Linked DNA regions of Homo sapiens: region 2 is linked to region 1. The links are chromatin loops, found by intact Hi-C in ENCODE. Cell type or tissue: heart right ventricle. All regions are shown on one strand. Each heading gives the region's core, and the rest is flanking DNA. Links, peaks and the distances in the headings are about the cores only. Region 1 overlaps HTR4 (5-hydroxytryptamine receptor 4). Region 2 overlaps LOC107986462 (a long non-coding RNA gene).

What was found. A loop is a pair of places that touch in the nucleus more often than their neighbours do. Peaks named below come from ENCODE experiments on the same cell type or tissue, not always from the same donor. Only the 100,000 strongest peaks of a DNase experiment are listed, where the experiment ranks them.
Region 2: a loop joins it to region 1, with 1.9 times the contacts of the local background. A loop is called at or near these places in 2 of 110 quality-filtered maps.

Annotation. Positions count from the first base shown.
Region 1 is chr5:148,614,552-148,625,796 of GRCh38, reverse strand. All of the region lies in intron 2 of HTR4 (5-hydroxytryptamine receptor 4), which reads left to right. Among named protein-coding and RNA genes, the nearest start is that of HTR4, 34 kb to the left of the region's middle. In heart right ventricle, for the core only: no CTCF peak of the experiment used is centred there; a DNase peak (open chromatin) is centred at 6,166; H3K27ac peaks cover 1,684 bases.
Region 2 is chr5:148,467,351-148,478,595 of GRCh38, reverse strand. LOC107986462 (a long non-coding RNA gene) reads right to left here. Exons shown (of 4, transcript XR_001742935.2): 2 at 9,579-9,676. It also overlaps a transcript of HTR4 not described here. Among named protein-coding and RNA genes, the nearest start is that of FBXO38, 89 kb to the right of the region's middle. In heart right ventricle, for the core only: no CTCF peak of the experiment used is centred there; a DNase peak (open chromatin) is centred at 4,395; H3K27ac peaks cover 2,286 bases.

The DNA of each region.
Region 1 (11,245 bases), core at 4,749-7,248:
CCATCCTGGCCAACATGGTGAAACCCCATCTCTACTAAAAATACAAAAATTAGCTGGGTGTTATGGCGTGCACCTGTGGTCCCAGCTACTCAGGAGGCTGGGGCAGGCGAATCGCTTGAACCCGGGAGGCAGAGGTTGCAGTGAGCAGAGATCATGCCGCTGCACTCCAGCCTGGCGACAAGGCAAGACTCTGTCTAAAAAAACAAACAAAAAAACCCCAAACAAACAAACAAAAAGAACTTTACTTCTAAGAACCTCATTTTGTTTGCAGGAACATTGATGCTTCTAATTAAGAGTGGGGAAGTTGAAAAGTATTTAAAATATCTCATCTAGTCAAAAATTCCTAAGCTATTAGTCATGTATTTTTTAAAGCTACAAATCATATTTGATTAATTTTGACATGCTTCTATCCAATTATGTTGAACTGATGAGGTTTTACTCTGAAAATAATAACTAGTACCCTTTTTATACCAGCTTAATTTTAGCAGTGTTTTATTTAGAATTATGTAACCTTGACTCTGCCACCCTCTCTCTACCCTTCCTGTCATTGCTGTCTTAAGGCTTCACCTCTTTTCTGCATGATTGGCATCATCTCCAAACACCTTTTTGACTCCCTAACTCCAATTCATTTTTCAGCCAGACGACTGGCCATCTTTCTATAGCCTAATCCCAGCCTTCATGTCCCCTCTTTCTTTCACCAATTTCCTACTTGCACCTCAAAGTATGAAGTCATTTATCATCTCCTGACCCCCAAGCCTCCTGACCTCCCCTCTATGCTCCCAGACCTCTCTATACAAATTGCTGTTATCAATTATTTATAATTGTCATTGTTGTTTGTAATTAGTGGTTTAACATGCCTGCCTCCTCTGCTGGACTTCGTATGCCTGGTATTTAGTCTGACATCTTATAATGTTGGAAGAATTTAAAAAACATTGATAAAGCCTTTATTTTATTTTTTAACTCTTTAGGCAATATCTCCACATCATTGAAGGCCCATCATAGAAAGTTTTGTGCCCAGTGGATATTAATAACCATTACCCATCTCCACTCTATGCCCCTGAAACTTCACCCACAACACACTGAATTTCACTTGCAGCCTGGAATCTGAGGCTACGGGATTTGGAGAAGAGACGGGAGAGTGAAAAGAACACAAGTTCTCTATTTGAGGTTGAAAAGGCTTCTCCTGTGGTGCTGTTTGCAGATTTCCTGGCATGTGATTGCTAATGACAGGGACAACATGCCTTTTATTTTGTATCCCTTAGGTGGGATCTATTCCCTTGCTCAGGCTGCCACCCTCACCACCATCCCTGCTACTACTAGCTAACAGGCACTGAATGCTCAATGAGTGTAAGTGCTGAGCTCAACTCTTCACAAGTATTTTCTCATGCGCTCCATATGACCACTCTATGAAGGGGTGCTCTTATTATCTGCATTTCATATTGAGGTGCAGAAAAGTTAATTAGCTTGCCCAAATTTATACAACTAATAGTAAGGGATGGAACCAACCAGCCAAACCTAGGAGGTCTTATTGCAGTGCTCAGATCCCTGACTACCACATTACAGCTATTTGTAGAATTTACAGATACTGGTATTATTACACCAATTCCTAAGATCAGCATTACTCCTCTTCTACAAGTGCTGCTACTACTACTGCAGCTGTTACTATTCATTTTATTTCTACTGTCTCTACTACGATAACCATAAACCCCTAAGACTTTCTTTGTTCCAGGTGCTGTGCTAAAGCTGACCGTACCTTAGGTCACTGAGTCAGCAATACAAATAGCCCACTCTAAGAAGGAACGTCTATATCATCCCAGATAGGTGAGGCCATGTGCTCTGTGATTCAGGAACCCTCCAAGAAAATCCGGGAGGGGGAACGCCCTTTTAATAACCTTTCTGTTTCTCTTTGACTGACTCATTCTCTAGGAATTCTTTCTCATCTCTAATCAGAAATCTGCAGTTGCTGTTACCTCTTTATTTATTTATTTATTTATTTTTGCCATCCTCAGAGGTGACTGACATCAGCTGAGGACCTAGAACGTTAGCACGGGAACACTCCAAAAGAGGGTTGAAGTCCCTCCTGTGTATCAGAATTCCATTCCCACTTCAGGATCCTAGAAAGCAGCAACTCTGCTTGGGCTTGAAAATTCCTGTCCTGTTTTTAAGTATGTCCAGATAATTGGTTAAATTTGACTTAGCAGTCAACTAAACCCAGATTATTACATATATCAGTGAAGAAAAGCAACAACAGTGAGATCGTGTCAAATTATGCAATATTTTAATAGGTCTGACAACAGGTTTTGTTTTACAGGATGTTAAGCTCATCCTCTGCCCCTTTACTCCCCTCATTTTCTGTGCTGTTGTTAAACATCCGAGTATTTCATTTGTCCAATTTTTGTCCCCATCTCTTGTCTCTTCCCACAGAGCAGGCATTGTCTGTCTCTGTGGAGAGGCCTTGGCTACCGGTTTTCCTCACTGGGCTGCCTAAGATTTCCTTAAGATAAGTTCAAAGGCCCATTTTTCCTGAAGGACCTGGGGGCAAGGAGCTTGCTTCCATTGCAGTCTCTGAACATTTTCCAAGCAGGTAATTGTGGTTTAGGAATGTCTGGTGCCTTTTCTGTTCTGTTGTCTTTTCTCATTCCCTGCTGTCTTTTCCTCCTCTTCCTCTCCTGTATTGCATTCTACTTGCCTTGTCTTCCCTGTTTCTCTTTCTCTCTTGCATTTGCACTCTGCCCAACACTCTTTTTCTCATTCACATTTACAACTCATATTTTCTACCCCTTCTTTTTCCTCAACAGCTTTATCCCCCTAGTCCCTCCCTCACTTAGTTCATTGGACATACATTTCCATTTTGCTTTACAAATAGGTTTTTAGGGGTACTTGCGTACATATTTATGAAATGACAAATATTCACCAACTATTAATAATATGTATGGCTGTTTGTGGTTAAAAAGGAGTGTGAGATAACAATTCTGGCTAGTAATAAAACCTTATATTAATGATTTATTTATATAGTCCTTCAAAAAATTTACAACGTGCTTTCACATACATTGTTATCTAAGTCTCACAATATCTAGCAAAATAAGGGCAAGTATCATTAACCCAACTTATAGATAAGGAAAATGAAAATTTGAGAGGTATAAAAGATATTTTCTTTTGCACTTAAAGACACACCGCTAGTAAATAACAGAACCAAGTTTTGAATCTGTAAGTTTTGCTTAAGTTCAATGTTTTCTTACTATCCATGTGTCAGTAAGTAAACACAGGAGTATCAGAAGGATATCAGCCTGACAAGAATGACATCACAATATGATAAACTATTGGTAGAGAGGCATGGTGGTTTTATACAGTGTTTCTTGTAGGTTGGGACATGTGGAAAGGTTAAGTAAAGTTTGGTGAGATGTGGCTGGGATTTGAAGACAAAGTTACCCATCAGGATAGGGCTGGTTACAGAGAAACATAACAGGTACATGAGGAAAGATTAGTCCACAAAGCAGTTTTATAACACACAGTTAGCATCAGGCAAATCCAGTAAATGGTAATATTTAGACCATAGCAATGAGTAATCTGGAAGTTGACAATTTTAAACCACAGAGAAGATGCTTAGTTTACTTACAGAAGTTTCTCAAAATGTACTAGGGACCCATTTGCAGTTCTTAGATTGGGAGGAATGATCAGGTAGACAGACTCCTGATCCTGAAGCCACTGGGGTTTGGAGCAATTATTACAAGAGGCAGTCAGAAACATCAGGATGCATTTGGATACCGGTCAAAGCTGGAATGCAAATTGGCATCTGGGTCTCAGGATCCACACAGAAGCCAAGAGCCCAGAGCTGGGATCCAAATAAGCAGCAAGAATGACTTGATGTTGAGTATTGTCAGTAACTCAGAATGAAGTATTGAAATGACCTTTGAATTCCCTTTATTATGGATGGACCAGATCACCAAGGCAAGTTCTAAAAATGATAATCATGACCTGTAGACCATTTTTTGAAAAGGATAAATGAAAAGGAAATTTCAGGGTGAAAGTACATCATCAGGAGAGACTTCACTAGAAGCCACCCCTTGAAGTACAGAAAAAATAGATTATCCATGGAATCGCTCTTCAAATATTTGAAGAGTGCTGTTAGGATTTTTACAGTTTTAAGCAAGATAAACTAAATTCAAAGTGGCTTCAGCAACAGTGAGAATTTACTAGCTCACCTAATTGAAAAGTTCAAGAACACAAACTTGCTGGACCACAGCCTCAAAACAGTCGTTAGAATTGGTCTCTCTATGCTACCATGGACTGACTAGCAGAGTCTGGACCAGGAGTTTGATGCAACTGGCAGGTACTGCTAGGTGTGCTAGGTGGTAGATTCTAGTGGAAGACAGGACTGGAAGACCAGGTGGCTCATAGGGTTGGAAAAGAGCAGAAGTCCAGAGAAGACAGCTAAGAGAGTAGAATCCAATTGTGCTGGTTGGCGATCACACTGGAGGTTTTTATGTCAAGGCCAAAGCTTACTTTTGACTCTCTGTCATGCGTGGGCAGCCCTGATGTCTTGGTTATACATAGAAGCATGATTCTGGAATCCCCTCTCAGTAAATTGATTTCTTGTTAGGAATTGGAAGACATGAAGTTAAATATTCTTGAATTTCAAAGAACCTTTTCTTATTAACAAGCACTAATGAGTCTCCCTAACTCAAACAAATAATTACAGTTGAAATGTAATTTTCACTGTGACAATGATTCTGCTAATATTCCTTTCCTATTTATGGATATTTTTCTGACACATACAAATATGCTTGTGTACATATGTGATGAATGGGGTGTACACGTGAGGAGGTGGCAGTGACTGTTCTTCTAAGTAAGTGTATATTCTCACGTGGGTGTGAGTTGTGTGGTTACAGCATCTGTTGAGTCTCAATGTGGTTTCCTTTTGGTTAGTCTGAGACAAGGCTCTGCTTGAGATGGAGAAGATAGTGAGGGCTAAGTCAAGGCTTCCTGAATATCATCATATCACAGAAGCCTGGAGAGACAGAAAAGGGACTTTACAGAGCAGGTTGTCCAATAGAAATATAATGCAGACCACAGATGCTAGCCACATATGTGATTTTAAATTTTGTAACAACTATGTTAAAAATAAGCAAAAAGAGATGGGTGAAGCCAATTTTAATAATTTATTCAATTTAACTTAACATATCTAAAGTATTATTTCTGCCTATAATCAATATGCAAATTATTAAAGTAGTATATATTTTTGTACTTAGTTTTCAAAATCCATTGTGCATTTTCCACTTACAGCCCAGCTGAATTCTGTCCAGCCACATTACAGGTGTTAAATAACTAAACGTGGCTAGTGGCTACCATATCGGACAGTATAGTTCTAGAACATACATTCCAAGGTCAGCAAATTACTCAAGTGGGTCACCACCTTCCCTTCCTACTGCCATCCCCACTGGAAACACTGCCAATCTATCATTCTTTATTCCTGTGCCTGGTTCTGCTATGACTTCACCTTCCTTTTCAACACAATGTTTAAGGCTGCCATTACAGACTGATCAGTTTCTTGGCAAGCAACTTAAAACCATTTTGTCAGCACAGATGGTTCAACCTCTGACTTTTCTTCCCTTTTCTCCTACCTTCTTTGTCGAGGCTGTGAAGCTCTCACTGGGTCTGGTGCAGGTGCTCTGCCCTTGTCTGACCTTGCCCCAGGTGAACATCCAGCCCTCAAGGATGGAGTCTCTCTTTTGCTTACATTACCTCTTTTCCCCTAAAATATCAACACATTTAGTTTCTCAAACTCGGCTTGTCTATTGTCTGTTCTTGTACCCTGGCTATTTATAATGAGTATTTTTAGCATAAAATACCTCAGAGCTTTTAATTTATTTTGGTATCCTTTTTTATATTATCAATTGCCTCATTTCAAAATAAACAGGCTATATTTTCCAAATTCCTTCTTTGGACCTGATATGTTTCATGCTTTTCTGTTTTCTTTTGTGACTCTGTCAAGTTACAGCTCATTTCCTGCTTTGGCCCTTTCTTTTTTAAAAATTTTTTTATCTTCCTCCTACAGCTTCTACAATCTTGGCTGGACCAGGCAAATCACACACAAAGAAGTGTGGGGACATCCTCCTCTGTGGATTTTCAGTCGTGTTTTCAATTTTGCATTGTGTCGATGGCTAGGCTGTGTGGGCTCCTGCTGGCTTCATTAGTGTTTTCCTTGGGCTTCACTGCAGATCCCTATTGATAGCCCCACGTTGTCTGTACATAAAATTTGGTCTGTAGCAAGAATCTGAACAAAAACAAGTTTGTTTTGAATTGAGGGCAGGCACTACCTTGGGTTTTCATTCCATAATTAACTTAAATGATTGCCTAGTTTTCAAAAAGATTTTGCTTTCTTGGTCAGAAAAAAATATATTTATCTAATTTAATAAAGTATCTTAATTTTCTTTGAACAGGCAGTGTTTGTAAGGGCATTTTTTTCTTGCAAGCATCATTAATTGTAGTTCATTAGAACTTCATAGATTATTAAAACTGGAAGGGACCTTAAAAATGGTCTGGCCCAATCCTAGTGTTTACAAGCCAGGAGAGAGAGGTCCGGTGAAAAGGAAAGATGTCCCAAGGCCACCTACAATGGTCAAAAACAAAGCTGGACTGAATTCTAAGGTTTCTTTACTCCAAGATCAAAACTCCTTATTCCTAGGTCCTTTTTCTTTTTTCTCTCTCTTCCTTCTTTCCTCCCTCAATTCTTTTCTTACTTTCTTCTTTCCTTTCTTCATTCACTTTCTTTTCAATCCTCCTAGAGAATCAAGATCATCTCCACTAAAATATAACCTTCACAGAATATATTCCAGATATACCCTACTAAATCAACCCAAAATGAAAGTGATTGGAATCGGCTGTATGTGTCACAATCCTCAGTATACTTCTGTGGTCACCAAAGCCTAGGTCATAATAACAGGCAATTTGGATTAAATTGACAGTGGCCCTTAGCTTTGAACTTTAAATATTCACATCCATTTCTTGAATGAAGACTTTAACGGCTAACCAAATTTGTGGTTGACATGAAGGAACAGTGATAGGTTGAGCAGCCTGATAGGAGGTCCCATAGGAAAGGGAAAGCAGGCACAAATGAGTTAAAGGTGTGTGCAAGGTTAAAATCAACAAAGGATGGTGGAATACCTTGGAGCTTAGCACAGCAGTGAGCTGTTATCATCCTTGTGCCTGAAGGGCCGAGGGGAGAGAGTTATTATCAGATCCCACAAAGAGATCAGGAACACAGCTGCTGCCAACCTGTAACCCACCAAGGCAGGAGATGAAGAAATATGGTGATTTCACTCTCCTGCTAATGCATCCTGTTGAGTAAGCCCAATTGAAGCCAGAGGGAAAGAAGCTGGTTGATACGGTCCATAAGCTGAGCCTGGTTGGAGAAGAGTGTAGAATGGATCAGAAAGAGTAGATGGAACACACAGGAAAAGTTGGTTGCTGCTTTTGACTGCACAGTATCCTTGCGGATAGAACCCTGATTTTGCTTTTGGGGAATGACTGCTCCTTGACTCTTGGGTTCTTGAGTTTTGGGTGGGGTGAACTGTGTCATCAGGCTTCAGAGTGGGCATGTTCTCCAGGTCTGGCCCCACTCAGAGCACCTGACCCCTGGCTACAGTGATTGGTTCAGAAGGGTACAATCAGAGTGACTCCTGGGACTAAATCAGAGGACTGTTTTTCCCCTAGAGTTCTTGAGAACATAGAAGCCTAGAGATGCTGATGGCCATCTCCTCACGTTTTGGAGAGAGCTGGCCCAGGAATGAAGCTGTTGCCGAAGAGGGAATTGCTGAGAGACAGTGGGAGTGAAGCTAAGCCTTGCTGACTTACTTGAGTCTGTGACTTCCACTATGCATTCAGCTAGCCTCTCCTACTGCAACTTTTAGCATCGCAGCCATACTTTGCCTTTTGCTTGAGTCCCTTTGAGTTGAAGTTTCTGAAATTTGAAACCAGAGTCCTGATTAATTCATTACTGTAAGAACCAGGTAAGAGACTTGACTAGGTTAGGCTGGGCGCCGTGGCTCATGCCTGTAATCCCAGCACTTTGAGAGGCCGAGACAGGCAGATCACAAAGTCAGGAGTTTGAGACCAGCCTGGCCAACATGGTGAAACCCTCTCTTTACTAAAAATACAAAAATTAGCTGGGTGTGGTGGCGTGCACCTGTAATCCCAGCTACTCAGGAGGTTGAGGCAGGAGAATCACTTGAACCTGGGAGGTGGGGGTTGCAGTGAGCCAGGATCGCGCCACTGCATTCTAGCCTGTGTGACAGGGCAAGACTCCATCTCAAAAAAAACAAAAAAAAACAAAAGAGAGAGACTTGACTAGGGTAATATTATAAGAAGTGTGTGTTAGGCTGTGCTTGCATTGCTGTAAATACCTGAGATTGGGTAATTTATAAACAAAAGAGGTTTAGTTGGCTCATGGTTGGGTAGTCTGTACAAGCAAGGCACTAGCATCTGCCTGGCACCCCAGGGTGCCTTTACTCATGGCAGAAGGTGAAGCAGAAGCAGGCACCAAAGCAGGAGCAAGAGAGAGGGAAGTGGGAAGGACCACACACTTGTAAACAACCAGATCTCGTGAGAAATCACTCACTATTGTGAGAACAGCACAAACATGGCATTAAACCATTTATGAGAAATCTATCCTCATGATCCAGCCACCTCCTACCAGGTCCTACCTCCGACAATGAGGATTATAGTTCAACATAAGATTTAGAGGGGACAAATATCCAAACCATATCAAAATGGAAAGGAAATAATGATATAAGATTCTGTAATTAATAAAGCTAACTATGGTTGGGTTTAGGTGATTAACAGGAAAATGCAATAAGATTAGTAGAGTTATCTAATAGCTGATCATTTACCCTGTTAATTACTCTTCCAAGTTTCATTAAAATACTTAAATGATCCTGGTGTAGTGCAGAAGTCATTAAAAACTATGTTGGCTATTGTGGAGTTTATAAGGTAAGTTATAACTTTTTTATATGGGTGATAGAAGAAAAAAATCTGTCTGTGTATGTACAGAAAAAAATCTAGAATGATATGCACCAAGGTATTTACATTGCCTTAATTTATATTATATTATTCTTTCTGGTGAAGATGAACACAGATACTAATGTTCATTCATGTGTCTATATTTTTCTGCTTTTTTGTTAATGATCATGTATTGCTTTGTAATAGGAACAAAATAAAGCAGACTTCTTAGAGTCAATAATATTATATTATCACAGCAACTGAAGAGGGTAAATACTGATCACAAGGGAGAGGAGTTGCTCACTAGCAGATAGAACATGCCCTTGTAATTTATCAGCTGAGTGAATGGACTGGTATGGGAGGGGGAAAAAGCATGCCTATTAGGATCAGGAGGGAAGATGTTAAAATAACTCAGGCTATAGGTGCAGCCCTGAACTAGAGAAATAGAAACAGGCCATTTTTACCTACTTTCCCGCTTGAGATAATGATCATTATAACACACTGTGTCAAATTTCCATCAAAGAGAATTCTAAACACATTTTGGAAAAATAAACCATCAGAAAGGTTTAAAATAAGTGTGCCTTTTCCCTTTCTCAGGCATATCCAACAGCATGTGTGTCAAAAAGCACTAACCCTTGTGGTTATCAAGACAGTTCACTCACAAGCTCCTCATATTTCTCCTTCGTGCAGATGCCCAGAATCCATTCATTGAGCTAATACGTGGCCCTTGTTGCCTAGCAACATTTGTGGAATTACTATGTGTGCTTCTTAATCACTGTAAAGTCTTGTCCTTTATTTTATATTGAAAAATAGAAAAGGAGAGAAAGCTTATGGAAACCAAAGGGAAAAAGAGACTGCCCGAACTGTATCTTCCAGTTGCAGATTAAATCACAGCATCTGGGTCAATTTAGACAGGACAACATTTTTCAAAAAAGTATTTTGGCTCCCGCTGGAGAAATTGATTGACAAGTGAAAGTCCTGAATCAGCATTTTACCTGAGCAGTCTGCAAGAAGAGGATCCAGAAACTTAACCACTTAACATACCTTTAGGAGCTTTATTTTATTTTATTTTATTTTATTTTATTTTATTTCTTTCTTTCTTTCTTTATTTTTTTAATTATTATACTTTAAGTTTTAGGGTACATGTGCACATTGTGCAGGTTAGTTACATACGTATACATGTGCCATGCTGGTGTGCTACACCCACTAACTCGTCATCTAGCATTAGGTATATCTCCCAATGCTATCCCTCCCCCCTCCCCCCACCCCACAACAGTCCCCAGAGTGTGATGTTCCCCTTCCTGTGTCCATGTGATCTCATTGTTCAATTCCCACCTATGAGTGAGAATATGCAGTGTTTGGTTTTTTGTTCTTGTGATAGTTTACTGAGAATGATGATTTCCAATTTCATCCATGTCCCTACAAAGGACATGAACTCATCATTTTTTATGGCTGCATAGTATTCCATGGTGTATATGTGCCACATTTGCTTAATCCAGTCTATCAATGTTGGACATTTGGGTTGGTTCCAAGTCTTTGCTATTGTGAATAATGCTGCAATAAACATACGTGTGCATGTGTCTTTATAGCAACATGATTTATAGTCCTTTGGGTATATACCCAGTAATGGGATGGCTGGGTCAAATGGTATTTCTAGTTCTAGATCCCTGAGGAATCGCCACACTGACTTCCACAATGGTTGAACTAGTTTACAGTCCCACCAACAGTGTAAAAGTGTTCCTATTTCTCCACATCCTCTCCAGCACCTGTTGTTTCCTGACTTTTAATGATTGCCATTCTAACTGGTGTGAGATGGTATCTCATTGTGGTTTTGATTTGCATTTCTCTGATGGCCAGTGATGGTGAGCATTTTTTCATGTGTTTTTTGGCTACATAAATGTCTTCTTTTGAGAAGTGTCTGTTCATGTCCTTTGCCCACTTTTTGATGGGGTTGTTTGCTTTTTCTTGTAAATTTGTTTGAATTCATTGTAGATTCTGGATATTAGCCCTTTGTCAGATGAGTAGGTTGTGAAAATTTTCTCCCATTTTGTAGGTTGCCTGTTCACTCTGATGGTAGTTTCTTTTGCTGTGCAGAAGCTCTTTAGTTTAATTAGATCCCATTTGTCAATTTTGTCTTTTGTTGCCATTGCTTTTGGTGTCTTAGACATGAAGTCCTTGCACATGCCTATGTCCTGAATGGTAATGCCTAGGTTTTCTTCTAGGGTTTTTATGGTTTTAGGTCTAACGT
Region 2 (11,245 bases), core at 3,314-5,813, 150 kb after region 1:
CCCTCTGTGCTGGTGCTTGTTTACCTCCTGTCCTTAGCTTTTCTGAGGCGGTGTTCATAATACTGCCATGAACTATTTTTTCCAGGTGACAATCATTTCCTCAGAATCACACCTCCCCGTTAGAAAATCTCTTCCTCCATTCAGAAAGCACACTGTCTCCTGAAACTTCCTTCCTAGAATGAAGACCTAAGCCTTCACCGGCTGTGAAGTACCTGCTACCAGACCCCAGAACCTCCTGCAGAATCCACCTCCAAACTAACCTACCCTTGGGAGAATGTCCTCTTTCTTGATTTCTTTACAAATCGCCTAGTTCCATGTTGGAGCATCTCTAGATTCATTTAAGGGGAAGAGACTAGTATTGATTTAGCACTTACTGTGCGCTAGGTGATTTCTATTTGCTATAGTTTAATTCTCTCAACAGCACTATGGCATTCAGAGAAAAAGAGATTTTCTGAACACCGACTATGAGGCAGGGTCTCTTGCCAGAAGTCTACTAATAAAGAAACCGGACAAGGTCTCTACTCTCTCTTGTCAGAAACTAGAAAATAAACAAGGAGACACATGTACATGAATAAGGCAAGTTTAGATACTGATATGTGCTATAAAGAGAATAAAAAATAGAGATGGGCAAGGGGGTGTTTTAGATGAAGTAGTTAGGGAAGGTTAGATGGAGGAGGTGAGCTCTGTGACAGGGGACAAGCATTCTAAGGAGTCAGGCATATATTTGATCTGAGGGAATATCAAGTCAGGCGAAGGGAAAAGCAAATACAAATGCACTAGGGCAGGAATGTGCTTGACATAGCCAGTACAGCCTAATTAATGCGAAAAAAAAGTGGTAGGAGATGGGATCAGAGAAATAAGTAAAGGCTGATCATAATTCAGTAGCTTTGGTGCCATTTACCAGTTACTACATGTCAGCCTTGGTGAAAGCATTTTACATGAGACACCTCATTTAACCCTGTTAAGGTAAGTATCATTTTCCTATCACAGGGATCAGAAAACCAGGCTGTACGTCAGAGAAGTTAATGTGGAATTTTTCCAAGGATGCAGAAATTACCTGCAGCTGGAAATGGAGCCCAGGTTCCACCAAATCTAAGGGGACTTGATCCACCTGAGGCCCGTTCTTGTTAGCAGCAAGAACAATCCTTGAAATGGATGGATTCTCTTCTTGTGCACTTTTCCCCTTTGCCCCTTTGTTTCTCCGTGGAGTTTTGGCTGTCTGCAAACAAAGATGCATTTATACAGTAGGTCTTCATTGATTTCAATTTAGCTAGTTCCAAATAGCATCTAATTGGAAGGAAAAGCCAATTATTGGCCAGCCAGAAAGTGATTCTTGATAAAAATTATTTTATCAGAAATGAGTGGAAATCAATCTGGCTATGTAATCAGTAGACTTTCTCATGCATTTCCTTATCTCTATCCTTACTGACATCATCCTTTCTACAACTGACATTATCTTTCATCTGGATTGGGGAATTAGGCTCTAAAACATAAGTTTCAGCATGCCATTTCCCCAATCAAAATCCCTCAAGGACTCCTCATAGCCTACCAATACTTTCTGTAAGTCCACTGTTAGAGTTTTTCTTCCAGAATATGCTCAACTCTTCGGATTTGCACATTCAGCTACTACTCCTGCCGTTCTTTCCACTGGGCATGATTCCCCTGGCACCTCTTACATAGTGTATTTCAAATACCACCTCCTACCTGAAGTCTTTTCCAGCCTCCAGGACTGCATGAGGTTTTTGACCTATTCCAATCCCCAAACATTTTATTTGTTCTTCTCCTGTGACATTTTGATATGCTTTTCAGTGTGGTTCATTAATTACGTTCTTTTTGATCTCTCCTACCAGATTTTGAGCTCCTTGAGGACTGTGGCCAATTCTTATTGCTCATTTTTTTTTCTTAGTGCCCAACACAGGTTTTTGTACACTGAAGTTATCAAATAAATTCATTGGATGTATTTGTTTGGAAGAATGTGAAGCTTTTCATTGTTACGGCATCTCCACTGTACCAGCCCACTTTGCCCCTTCAGTCCCAAATCTCAGTGCTGCTCTGCCATTAGTACTCCACCCACTTCAAAAGCTGCAGCCTTCTGATAAGAGAAAACTCTTTCTGTGACAGTTTTGAATAAAATCAAGATGTTTATCACACCTCTTTCAAGTGGCAGAAAGATTAGAGTTTTAAAATACCGTTATATCACCGAGTTATGGCAAGTTTATTTTCTCTTTTGGTCCTGTCTATTGAAAAAGGGCTTAAGCTTAAAGTTTTGTATTTATAGAAAGTTGTGATGAAGCGGACTGAAGTTTTGTGAGTTACTTGACATTGTGTAATCTTAGAGGACATTGGCCTCCATTTCACCAATAATGGCATCTATTGAGACAACATAGAGCAAATGAAGCATGAACTGAGCCAGAGATGTAGAATGGACCCAGTGAGAGTTATTCAGGCTAGAGTGTAACAAAGCATCTTTGAAAGATGTCATAAAATGTCAGATTTTTCAGCAGCATCCTTTCTAATTTGCTGTGTGGCTGGGAATGTCTCTGCACCTTTCTGCCTAAAGTTTTGCCATTTGTAAATTGAGAAACTGTCTTTGGTTAGGAACTTGGGCTTTGACATTACATGGACATAAGTTGAGATCTAGAGTCTACCAGTTACTGAATGTGTGACACAAGCAAGTTCCTCAACTCTTGGAGCTTCAGTTTCTTCTTTGCAAGGGGATAATGATAGCACATTCCCCACCCAGTGTGATGAGGCGTCAGTGGGTTAAAGCATATAAATAGTGGCACACAGTCTCTGGCATACAGTAAGCTCTCACTGAAGTGTAGCTGTTACTATTATTACTCTGAATTTCATGACATTTGAAATTCAGAAGCAGTATGTGGAGTCATATGGAAAGGGTTGTTGAGAAACCAGGAGCGGGGAAGTGGTGGAAGTGGCAGGCAGTGATTGTTTCTGTGCCAGTTGTCTAATCTGAGAAGGCAAAGGCTAAGAGGACTATTCAGGAGAAGATGGAGATGGTAAAGGATTTGGCTGTGGAGTCACAGAAGAAACATAATCTGCACGCATGGAAAATGGTATCTACTTGTCATTCAGTGTCTTCTTATGACACTCCTAATATGCCTCTTAATCCTCTCCAATTAATGTGTCTCCCAAGCAAGAGTCTCACTTCACCTTCTAAGACAGTAAAAGGATGCAACTTTATTGAGCATATAAGATAGTCAGGACTACCTAAACACTTCACATATTTGGTAACATTTAATTCTCGTAAAAAAATTTTGACTGGATTGAATCCCTGCTTCCCAATTTGCAAATTTGCTTCTTCAGACACCTTAATTAATTTCTCTGAGCTTCAGTTTCTGTATTGCTAAAAATAGAGGTATTAACACTACCTAACTCATGAGGTTGTATAATTTAAATAAAATTATGATAGCAATTAACACACTGCCAGGGAGATAATTGGTAGTTTCTATTATTGTTTTTATTATTATTGTATATAATGCCCATTTTATGGGTAAGTAAAATGAGGCCTAAGGAGACTACTTTTTTTTTTGGAGAAGGAGTCTCACTCTGTCATCCAGGCTGGAGTGCAGTGGCGCCATCTCGGCTCACTGCAACCTCTGCCTCCCGGGTTCCAGCAATTCTCCGCCTCAGCCTCCCGAGTAGCTGGGATTACAGGCACACGCCTCCACACCCGGCTAATTTTTTGTATTTTGATAGAGATGGGGTTTCACCGTGTTGCCCAGGCTGGTCTTGAACTCCTGACCTTAGGTAATCCACCCGCCGAGACTACGTTTCTAACCGAAGGTCATGCAAGTTATAAACAGCAGAGCCAGGCTACAAACCTAGATCTGTCTATGTTGAGAATCCATGCTCTAATTTTCTGGCTGCCTAGAAGGTGAGAGACAGAAGTAATGCCACCAAACTTTAAAGAGACACTCCCTCTGAAATTAGAAGATATTTTACAATACGTGAGGGTAGTCTAGTAGCCTGGATGAATAGTCATTTAAATTGGTCTGGAGTCCTGAATGAAAGGGCAGACATTATCTGTACTTTTAAAAACTTGGTCGAGATCAGATAATTTAATTTCGATTTAGTCTTTCTCCGTATTGAATGTCATTAGGGGGGTTACGTCATTTCATTCCCTGAATTAGCATGGCAATCATCAGTATATGGCCTTCCTGTCAATAGGGTACAAATAGGGACCCATATGCCACTGCTTAATGATGAAATTCTTGGCCAGGATAAAGATCAGCCCCCCCACACCACCCCCACATTCTTTCTCCAAAGCCTTATAGCGATCGCTTTTTATCATTCTCAGTAACTTGCCGCTGGGAAGGTCGTGAGTCATCAGCTACTAAGGCTTTGTGAAAGAGAACCCAAGCCAGGGTTCTGTAACTTCAAGTGAAAAGGCCTTGGCTCGCTGAGCAGAGGCACCATTTCTGGTGGGACCTCTTGTCCCAGCCAGCTAGAGAGTGGGCAGTTGGTCAAGGGATATGAGTCAGTGGAAGGAACTAGGAAAGGGTACTCTTATCAGGGTCACTCTTATTATTGCATCTCCTCTCCTCAGCACAGAACCATCTGGAAACACTGAACTTGTAAGACTAAAAGGCCAAAATCATTCTTGAATTCTGTCTCATCTAATAGTAGCCGTCTCGGTGGAGAGCATTCTCTATTTATTCTCTAATTTCCTGGCATTTCTTTGCTATTCAGACCTTCCTATTACAGCTGATGATTTTACTGAATAATGGGAAAAAAAAGACATGGATTGTGATTCCACCTTGCATTTTGCCGCTCACTAGCTGGGTAAATTCTGGTAAGCCACTTACCTTCTGGGTCTCAGCTTTCTCATGAAACAGATGCCCTAGACTACCTCACCAAATTTTATTCATTCACTTGACAAGTGTTTTTGCGCTGTTAGAGGAGAGATACATAAATCAATTTTGTTCAATGGCCACTGAACAAACACCGATAGTGATTATGTTAATAGGTGAGAAATATCTAGTCACAAAAAACAGAAAGCCAGGCAAAAAGTAGTAAGACCAGTGAGATTCACTAAGATACTATATTCTAAAATATGTAGGACTGGGCAACAAATTCAAGATATTACTGTTATTATTACTGATTGTCTAATATTCCAGGTAGGAAGTCATTTTTTATTTTCCAATCTTCCAAGTCTCTTACATTTATTCTTCAAATTCTCTTACTTTGATACAACTTATCTAGTCTTTCACTACTCACCACTTCATATGAGGACAACTACGGCTATCTTCTACCTCTTTTTTTTTTTTTTTTTTGAGATGGAGTCTCGCTCTGTTGCCCAGGCTGGAATGCAGTGGCGCGATCTCGGCTCACTGCATGCAACCTCTGCCTTCTGCGTTCACGCCATCCCCTGCCTCAGCCTCCCGAGTAGCTGGGACTACAGGCGCCCACAACCACACCCAGCTAATTTTTTGTATTTTTAGTAGAGACGGGGTTTCACCATGTTAGTCAGGATGGTCTCAATCTCCTGGCCTTGTGATCCACCCGCCTCGGCCTCCCAAAGTGCTAGGATAACAGGCACAAGCCACCGCGCCCAGCCTCTTCTACCTTTTTTCCCTCTACATCTGGACATTCCATCAGGCTGATGTTTTTAAAATCACACATACACACACAACAATAAATACAAAAAGAAAAAATAAAGTTATGCCCTCCTAAAATTTTCTATATTCAGCAACTCTACTCAAAAACTTTATGTAGTAGTGCCCAGTTTCTCATCAATATGTCATCCACTCCTACAACACAGTGCCCAATTCAGAGTACAATAAGTAAAACTGGGCCAACTCCCACTTCCTATTTCAGCTCTCAGGCTGTGTGCAACTTCTCCCTGCTAACCATGCTTTTCTTCCATCGCCTGCCAGTTAAAACCAAGGCCAAGTTCATTGACTACCTTGTCTATGAAACCTAATGGAGCCTACCCTGACCTGTTTAATACATTTTTCCACAGGACATAGTTCCCTGGGGCAACAACCATAATCTCCCTGGGTGTTCTCAGGCCTACATACCAAAGAGAAGCATCCAAATTAGCTATCTCCACATAAAACTAAACAACAATACCAACACCAACATCACCAGCACCACCAGCAAAAAACAGGACAAGGTAAAAGTCATTCTCTAATTGGCAAAGACACGTGGGTCCATATAGATAGAGTATCTCAGGAGATAACAGAAATGAAACAACCTAATTAACCATCTCAGGAATGTAAGGAAAAAATGCTATCAATTTCACCATTTTGCTTGTTTTCATTTAAACAAACTTTAAGGAGACACCCACTGTGTGCCAGGCATTGTGCTAAGTGCTAGTAATGCAAAATAATAGACTCAGGGCTTGTTATGCCAGTCTCTATGGGCCTGATCTTGGGGCTGAAGATAAAATGGAAGAGACTCTGTATTGCCACCTTCTGTGGTTGCATATACCCTGTTGGGTGCTCTGAATGCTGGTCACTGTGGCCAGCCTGGACTGTGATTAATCTTCCAGACCGGTTTGCAGACCCAGACACCTATGCCAGTGGGAAACTGGTGAGTGGAACCCTATGTGAGTATCCTGAGAGTATAAGAAAGCATCACACGGACAGGGACACCTGGAAAACCTAGTACTGATCACCACACACCAGCAACTTTTTGTGTTTCCCTTTTTCTCATCAAAGGTAAACTACACTGAAACAATTCTACTGTAGTGCTAACATTTAGGGCATAAAAAATCCTTTTGAGAGTCTGATGAAATCCATGATCTTTTCCCTAAAAATCTGGACATATGCACACAATTTTTGCCACATTTCTAAGAAGTTCATTTATTCCCTGAAATAAAAATCCAACGTTAAATAACAATTAAAATCCCTGCTTTAATGTGAATCTGTATTGGTGGATACAACAATAGTGATTTATAATAAAGTCACTAGGTTCTCCCTATTTTCCTGCCTGTGGTTAGTGATGTATTTATTTAGAAGTCATAAGTACAGTCTTCTAGTGCCATTTTTGTGAGCACAATGACTCATTGTAAAAATAATATTTCTACGTATAACATCTTTCTTTCCTCCACATAGTTCTATGGAAATTATCTCATAAATTGTTCCAGGTTCCCTAGAAACTGGATTAAGGAATATATTATTGCCTTCCTTTACAAGGAAGGCATGATTCAAATGCAAAATACAGAAGAGTCTGGGAAAATGGCTGAGATATTGGGGAATGATTGAATTCAATCAGAAATCAGAATTATTTCACTCAACAGGGAGTTATGTATTATATGCCTGCTATGTGTCAGGCATTGTACTAGGCATGGGGTCGGCTAGCTCTCAGCCTGCTATCTAGCCCCCAAGTCTGTTCCAAGAGGAGAAACTATATTCAATTTGAAAATTGACTGGAGAAAGTACAGTATCCCTAACTCAGTAATAATATCCTACATTTTAACAGCATACACGGAGACAGTGTAGTGTGGGTTGACACAATTTTTGAAAGTAAGCAAAACTGGATTCAGATCCTGATTTCAGCACTTATTGAATGGCCTTAGTTAAATTCCTGAAGCTTTTGATCTTTAGTTTTCTTATCTGTAAAATAGAAATTACTTTTAGAGGCTGGGCCCACAGTGGCTCATGCCTGTAATCCCAGCACTTTGGGATGCTGAAAGGAGCAGATCATTTGAGGTCAGGAGTTCAAGACCAGCCTGGTCAACATGGTGAAACCCCGTCTCTACTAAAAATACAAAAATTAGCTGGTCATGGTGGTGGGTGCCTGTAATCCCAGCTACTTGGGAGGCTGAGGCAGGAAAATCGCTTGAATCTGGGAGGTGGATGTTGCAGTGAGCTGAGATTTTGCCACTGCACTCTAGCCTGGGCAGCAGAACGAGACTCCATCTCAAAAAAAAGAAATTACTTCTAGAGCAAGAGTTAGCAAACTACAGCTCTGTGGGCCAAGTTCAGCCATATGTGTGTTTTTTTGTGTGATCCTTGAGCTAAAAATGTTTTCTGCATTTGTAAAGGGGTATAAAAACAAATAACAACAATCAAACAGGAAAACAAGGAAAGCAAAAAAGAATATGCAACAAAGACTCTATGTGGCTTCAAGGCCTAAAATACTTACATCTAGCCCTTCACAGAAAAAGTTTGCTAACTCTAAAAAAGTTGGCAACTCCTATTCTATAGTCAGAATGCCTGCATTTGAATCCTTATGGCCTCTTACCGTCAGTATGATCTTGAGCAAATTGCCAAACTTCTGTATCTAATTTTCCTCATATGTCAAGTAGAGATGATAATAGCACTTATTTTACATGATGGGAAGCTGCATATGTTAATATGCTTAAAATGCTGAAAAAGGAGGCTTATATATAGTAAATATTTAAGAAATGTTAGCTATCTTTATTAATAGCACCGTTACCACTGTCATCAGTTATTCAAAAATACTTGTGAATATTAAATAAGATAGTGACCATCAAACAAATAGGACAGTGCCCTTCTCACAATAGGTTCTCAATAACTGTCAGCTATCATTGCTGTTGTCATCACCATCACCATCACCATTATCATCATTATAATTTTCAAAGCTCTTTCACGTACATCATCTCACTAGAAGCTCCCAACCACCCTGTTGTTGCTGTTGTGATCTCCCTCTGATACATGAGAAAATGAAGCTTGGAGAAATGAAGAGTTAGATACTGAGCCAGGAAGAGGCGGAATGTGGACTAGCGCCAGAGATTTTGCATTCTGGACCAATGTGTCCTCTTTCCACATCATACTGCCTCTCCATCAAAATATCTGAGGATCTGTTGTTTGTTAGTTTTCTCCAAATGATATACTTTGCATCCTAGGAGCCTGACAAGGCAGGCAAACATGACTATGTTCCTCCCTGGCATGGTTATGCAGACAGGAAGCTGGGATAATTGGATTCCAGCCATTTGGTCTCAGGACTGCATTTGTAACCAGCCAACTGCTGATGACCAAGCCTAGTGGATAAAGCTCTGACCAAACAAACACAACCCCCGTGTAGGAACTTATTGTTTATGCTGCAGAGCTGGCTTCAGAATGTGCCAGGACTCAGACTGCCACTACGACAAGCAGAGCTTTTGGACTGGGGAAATGTTCAGGTGAGGAGGCAAGACATTTTTGACAGCAGATCTTGTGTAGTCAGATCAGAACCGTTTTATTATTTGGTGTAGGCCAAAGGCTATGGCAAGACTCATTTAAGCACAGTGTGCACAAGGATTGATGTTTAAACAAAGTTAAGATCACAGTGGTACAGCGTTAGAGTGAGCTGATGACTATAAAAAAAGCTAACATTTTGAAGTTAGTTTATAAAAGGAGTCATCATATCTTCATATCACCCCGTTGTTTCTATAGTACTTAAACCAGCTTTAGCTCAGATTTTTTTTAAGTCAGGAGATTCAAATAGACTTTACTGTGGAGCAGTATGTAAATTTGTGTTTCCTGGTATTGTTGCTGCAAAAATAATAAAAATTATGTTTAAGAAGTGTATTCGTCCATTTCACACTGCTAATAAAGACATACCCAGGACTGGGTAATTTATAAAGGAAACAGGTTTAATTGACTCACAGTTCTGCAGGGCTGGGGAGGCCTCAGGAAACTTACAATCACGGCGGAACGGGAAGTAAATACATGATTTTTCACTTGGCAGCAGCAAGCAGAAGTCCCTAGCAAAAGGGGAAAAAGTCTCTTATAAAACTATCAGATCTCATGAGAACTCACACATTATCATGAGAAAAGCAGCATGGGGGTAACTGCTTCTATGATTCAATTACCTTCCACTGGGTCCCTCCCACGACACATGGGGATTATGGGAACTGCAATTCAAGATGAGATTTGGGAGGGGACACAGCCAGCCATATCAAGACTCTTCAGCATTGTCCTTGATGTATAGGGCAGAATAAATAAAATACACTTTGTAGACAGGGTTTTGCCATGCTAGGATAAGCAAATGACATCTGCTTCCAACGATGGAAGTAAGCTGTGCTTAGAAGCAGTTCTGAGACTTGTTCCCCAACTGTTGTGACACAGAGCTCTCAGTCTGAGGAAGGGGACAAGAAGACCTCCCTTCCTAGAAAGACACCCCTATGGATCCCTATGGTGGGATAGATTCAGTTCTTCCTTCTAAGGCAAAGGCAAACAAGTGTAAGGTCTTATAACTCAATATTTGTAAATAAGACCATTTTAAGTAGCCAAGAGTTCCTGCCAGAGTACAGGAGATAGAAGTAATGAGGAAAGCTGGGGTTCTTAGAAACTCAAAGCAGGTCTGGGAGCTATCCAGGTGTTTGAAGCACTCTGAGCCAATGTTCTGGGATCCCATGTCTCTACTGACCTCTTCTCTTTGTTGGCTACATAAGCCCTCTCTTCCTGGTTTTGAGTTTTCCTAACACCTGCTGCCAGGCAGTTGGCTAACCACCAACCAATCCCTGGCCTGTCACATCACCATTCACACAACAGCTAACACAACAGCCACCTGCGCTGCTTCCTAGGCCTGTGACCTACCTCAGCTCTATCCCAGGCTGACAGGCTAAGGCCCTACCTGTACCAAACATATCCAAACTTAAGAATGGGAAGACTGACCTTCTAGAATAGGCTGTGCCATGGTCATTTAAAGTTTTCTACATTGTCTGGGAAGTGGGGTTTGGGGGAAATGTGTAACACTCCTTTTCACCATACCAACCTCAAGGGTTTGTGGTGAGTAGAAAACAAAATAATGGATGTCCAAGGGCTTTGTACAATTATGGTTTGCAATACAAATGTAAGTGACAATCTCTGTATGTAAAAACATATGTTAAAGTTGGTGTGGTTTTACATGGTCATTCGAGCCAGTGAAAAATGCAAACAGCCAGAGGTCTCAGGAAAACTATACTGTTAATCCAGCAAGGCTGACATGAATAGGAGACTGTGGATAAGGCATGTTATACAAATTATACAGTTTCTGAAAATCTAAATTTTTATTTTATAGTAATACCTTAGATTTCATCTTAACATTATTGTGTGACATTAATCACATTTATCATTTTTAAGCATGTTGTGGTGGAAACAAGTGTTCATAAGCATTATATCCTCTTCTGAAATTTTCACAAGGAAAGGGCTGTGGTTATTTTTTGCCAGAATTTGCTCAGTAATTTCAGACATGTCTATATTATCTACATGGTGCACACTCAAAAGTTCAGTCATTTAACTCCTTAAGGGTTGCATCCAAAAAAACCCACCATTGTTACCTGAATTTAGGA